Linked DNA regions of Homo sapiens: region 1 is linked to region 2. A link is an interaction called in ENCODE POLR2A ChIA-PET data of the cell type or tissue named here. Cell type or tissue: A673. All regions are shown on one strand. Region 1 overlaps IMMT (inner membrane mitochondrial protein). Region 2 holds the start of LOC124907852 (a long non-coding RNA gene).

What was found. Peaks named below come from ENCODE experiments on the same cell type or tissue, not always from the same donor. Only the 100,000 strongest peaks of a DNase experiment are listed, where the experiment ranks them.
Region 1: POLR2A ChIA-PET joins it to region 2 with 6 read pairs; 22 of 35 experiments call an interaction of 5 or more read pairs at or near these places.

The regions. Positions count from the first base shown.
Region 1 is chr2:86,183,608-86,186,107 of GRCh38, reverse strand. All of the region lies in intron 1 of IMMT (inner membrane mitochondrial protein), which reads left to right. Among named protein-coding and RNA genes, the nearest start is that of MIR4779, 8.2 kb to the left of the region's middle. In A673, no CTCF peak of the experiment used is centred here; no DNase peak of the experiment used is centred here; H3K4me3 peaks cover 366 bases; H3K27ac peaks cover 1,500 bases.
Region 2 is chr2:86,097,666-86,100,165 of GRCh38, reverse strand. It overlaps POLR1A (RNA polymerase I subunit A), which reads left to right. Exons shown (of 34, transcript NM_015425.6): 2 at 1-198; 3 at 1,406-1,555. It overlaps LOC124907852 (a long non-coding RNA gene), which reads right to left and starts at 443. Exons shown (of 2, transcript XR_007087121.1): 1 at 369-443. In A673, no CTCF peak of the experiment used is centred here; no DNase peak of the experiment used is centred here.

The DNA.
Region 1 (2,500 bases), 86 kb before region 2:
TGTAAACTAAAGAGACAAATTATCTGCTCCCCATACATTCAGCATATGGTGGTATGACAGACACAGGATAATCACTCTAGACACTCCTATTCAAAAAGGCAGAAACTAAGAGGCACACAGCAGTCACCATTCCATAACAAGTGTAAAATTCAGCTGGCCCTATGTTTCTAATTCCTTGATGAGAGCTCAGTCCTACTGCTTGGGAATGATTCTCCTCAGCTCTTGGTTCTACCCTTTGGGCTCCTGGTTTTACACTTGAATTATTCTTCCGTTTCCAGAATATGTTGTCTGTTACAGCTGAATTGTTTCACAGCCTACTTCCTGTCTGTAGAAGTTTGTCTAGAAGCTTCTTTTCATTTTGTCCTCTTTTTCACTTTAAATATAAGCCAGCATGTTTTTTATTGACACAATTCTCAACAAGTTTGTGGGTTTCCTGTGAATCTTAATGGGATTTTCTTCATTAGATGCATGATACACATCTTATCAAGATAAGCCCTTCTCCATTTTGGGCTTCCTGTGAGGCTGCTGTAGGTAACACCTTTAATGTTCTGAGTAACCTTATTGATTCAATAGAATCTGGGAAACACATCCTTATGATTCTTAGAGGGCCTTTTCCTCAAGGTAAAAAGACTCTCTGAGGGGCACCTCCTTAGATCTTTTTGAGATCTCAAAGTATCTTTTGGTCACACACTAGATTTGATCTTTGGCTTGAAGCCCTTCTCTATTTGAGAATCTATTTGAAAACAATAAGCAGTTTTATTTTTGAACCCACCAAATCCTGACTCTTTTATATTTCCTTTAAATTTTGCTTGAAAGCAAAACAGGTTTTTGTTTTGTTTTTTAATGCTTATCTCTGTCCTTATCATACTCAGCTAAAAGAAACCAGTTAGCGCTTGTGATGAACACTATACTTGGAACTCTTTTGTTTTTTTTTTTTTAAGACAGAGTCTGGCTCTGTCACCCAGGCTGGCGCAATCTCGGCTCACTGCAAGCTCTGCCTCCCGGGTTCATGCTGCCTCAGCCTCCCGAGTAGCTGGGACTACAGGCGCACACTGCCACGCCCGGCTAATTTTCTGTATTTTTAGTAGAGACGGGGTTTCACCATGTTCAGCAGGATGGTCTCAATCTCCTGACCTTGTGATCCGCCCGCTTCGGCCTCCCAAAGTGCTGGGATTACAGGCGTAAGCCATCGCGCCTGGCCTACTTGGAACTCTTTAGCCAAGTACGTCAGTTCATTAGGTGTAGCTACAGCTATACTTAATTTTCTATTTTCCATGTCTGTCATTACAGATGACAGTTTTGATAAACTTCTGTCACTACATAACAAGAATATCTTTTCCTCCAGGTTCCAAAATTTTTTTTTTTTTTTGCTTTTCTTTAAGCCCTCACCAACAGGCTCTGGAAGGCCATTAGGCTTCTGCTCACAGTCTCTTCAAGGTTCTTCAGCTTCTGCCGCCCCCAACACCAGTCCCAAAGTCATGACCTCGTGTTTATGTTTTGTTGCAGTAGCACCCCTCTTCTAGGTATAAACATATGTTTGGTTATCTGTAGCTGTGTAACAGACCACCCTAAACTTAGTGGTATTAAATAGCAGTGTAATTATAATTATTATATTAACAATAACAAACGTATTAATATATAAATTATGTAAATAAAAATTACTCAGTGCTTTGAGAGGCCAAGGTAGGAGGATTGCTTGAGGCCATGAGTTCAAAACTAGCTTGGGTAACATAGCAGACCTGGCTCTATAAAAAACAAGAACAAAAATATTAGCTGGGTATGGTGGGCATGTGCCTGTAGTCCCAGCTACTCAGGGGGCTGAGGCTGGAGGATCACTTGAGCCCAGGAGTTAGAGGTTACAGTGAGCTATGATCATACCACTGCATTCCACAACCTTGGCAACAGAGCAAGACTCAGTCTCTTAAAAAAAAAATTATTTATATGCTTGAAACACTCTATTTCTGTATTTTCACCCCTCAGATTGTCAATGATGAAAAAAAAATGATACAATACAGTGTGTTGGAGAAAATGTGGGAAAACATACTTTCATATTACTAGAGGGCAGTTTGGCTAATTTGGCAGTATTAATCAACGTGGCAAATTTTACTTTTAAGAATAGACCCAAAATTGTGTATACAGTGTTACTCAGGTAGCATTATTTATTTTAACAAAAATTTAGAAAAAACCTCAGTGTCCCTCAATAGGGGCTGGTTAACAATTAAACATTAAGTAACAATGGAATACCAAATCATGAAATCCCTTGGGAAGCTTTTCACGTACTGATATACAGTGATTTAAAATATATATCCTTGAACTTTAATAGAGAATTGCGTGTATATTATGGTATCATTTGTGTAAAGGTGGGGAAAGTCAGGAGAATATGCACATTTGAATAAATATACATAAAATGTCTCTGGATAAATAAGAAACTGACAGTGTCAGTTGCCTATGGCAAGCATGGGGTGGCTGGGGAAAGAAGTATGAGGAAGATTTTACTCTA
Region 2 (2,500 bases):
AGTGTTAAATCCATTACGAACCCTCGATACCTGGACAGCCTGGGGAACCCATCGGCAAACGGCCTGTACGATTTAGCTTTGGGCCCTGCAGATTCCAAAGAGGTGTGCTCCACCTGCGTGCAGGACTTCAGCAACTGTTCTGGGCACCTGGGCCACATTGAGCTCCCACTCACAGTGTATAACCCTCTCCTCTTCGATGTAAGTGCTGCCTTAGTTGTGTGGGTCTCCGGGCTGCTGGTGGGATTTGTGAGTGCTGCCTCTCTCCCACAAGAGTGGTCTAAGGAGGTTAAGCCCCAGGCACTCCAATGAAAGCATTCTGTAGAATGAGATTTTGAAGTTTTGAGCCAAATACAATAACTTCAACTTACCCTGTGGCCCTAAATAAATGAATATCAGTTTGATTCCAGTTGAATAGAGCCACAGCCTGATTCCGTTTGCGTGGAGGGTCGGGGAGAGTTCAGATTCATTCCCTACACCTTTTGTTGCAGGGGCTTTGTGCTCTTCAGAAATCTCAGTGGCACCTGCCTGGTAATAGAGAGAACTTCAGTGTTCTCAGGGTCTCCCTGAGCCCTTCAGGTGTCTCTATAGGCACTTGTGTGGTGGCAGGAGAAGCAAAGCCCCAGAAAGCCCAACAGTGAGGTCAGAATGAAGCTCCTGTTTAGAGTCATGCTGGTACATTTTCAGCTTTTTATTTCAGCTAACCTCACCTCCAGGATTTTTTTTTTTAAGCTACACATATGTTGGTATACATGGACATGATTTTTGTCTGTTAATCGTGTTAAAGAGAAGTGTCTTTTTTTTTTTTTTTTAAGACAGTGTCTCATTCCGTCTCCCAGGCTGGAGTGCAGTGGCACGATCTTGGCTCACTGTAACCTCTGCCTCCTGGATTCAAGTGATTCTTGTGCCTCAGCCTCCCTAGTAGCTGGGATTACAGGCACGCACCACCATGCCCAGCTAATTTTTGTATTTTTACAAAAATTACGGGAGACAGGTTCATCATGTTGGCCAGGCTGGTCTCAAACTCCTGGCCTCAAGTAACTGGCCTCAAGTGATCTGCCCACCTTGGCCTCCCAAAATGCTGGGATTACGGGCATGAGCCACCGCACCTGGCTGAGAAGTCTCTTAATTAAATCTTGGAATAAAATAAAGATATTTTTCTACCTCAGGTTGTACGCCCAAAGTAAATTTCAAATCTAAATGGATTAAAATAAAACCTTAAAAGAAAATAGAGGGTAATATTTATCTGGTTCTTAAGATAACAAAGGCCTTTCTAAGCATGTAGGCTGAAGTAGAGTTTTTAAAGGAATAGACTGACTACATAAAGAAACTTGTGAGTATACCGAAAATCACCATGGCTACTGTGTCTCTTTCTAATATCCTGTTTGTTTTTATTCCCTCTCTTCAGAAGCTGTACCTGCTGCTTCGGGGCTCTTGTTTAAACTGCCACATGCTGACTTGTCCCCGGGCCGTGATTCACCTCTTACTCTGCCAGCTGAGGGTTCTGGAAGTCGGGGCCCTACAAGCAGTCTACGAGCTTGAGAGAATTCTGAACAGGGTAGGTGGGTAGTGGTGGTCACAGAAATCAGAAAAGGCAAAGTGGTGTGGGGAACAAGAGATGCTTGTATGTTGTCCTAGTTACCATGCCGATAGTCATCAGAACGTTTGATCTTTATATCTTATAACTGGATACCAATAGCTGAGTGTGAAAACAGGAAGCTATAAGAATAATAAAAGAAATGTTCATAGAAACAATAGTGAAATACCATTTAATCCATTTATGAGCTTTTGCTGATTTTCTGGACCAAGGATTCAATCAAGGTTTATTCAATCAAAAGACATTGCTTTTGATTGTTACATCTCTTTGATCTGTCTTAAAGTAGAACATTGTAATGTAGAAAATTCTTTTTCATGATACCAACTTTTTTGGAGACTCAAAGCCAGTTGTCTTATAGGATTTCTTACATTTTAGATTGTCCGATTATTTCTTGTAATTAGATTCACATTTTGGCAAGAATACAACCTACATGATACAGGGTACTTTGTATTGCATCATTTTAGGAGGCATATGTCAGGTTGTTCACCTATTGGTAATGCTTACTTTGTTTACTTCTTGTATTTGGTTTTTTTGGTCTTTTTTTGTATTAACACATAATATTTACACATATTTTATGGGGTACATAGTGATGGTGTGATACAGACAGTGTATAGTGATCAGATCAGGATAATTAGCATATCAGTTCTCTCAAACATTTATCATTTCTTTGTGTTGCGAACATGCAATATTCTCCTTCTAGCTGTTTGAAACTATATTATTGTTAGCTATGGTCATCCTATAATGGTGTAGAACACTAGAATTTATTCCTCCTGTCTAATTGTAATTTTATCTCCTTTAACAAATCTCTTCCTGTTCCCCTCCTTTCCCTACCCTACTCAGCCTCTAGTATTCTCTATTCTACTTTTACTTCTATGAGATCAACTTTATTTTTGGCTTCCACATATG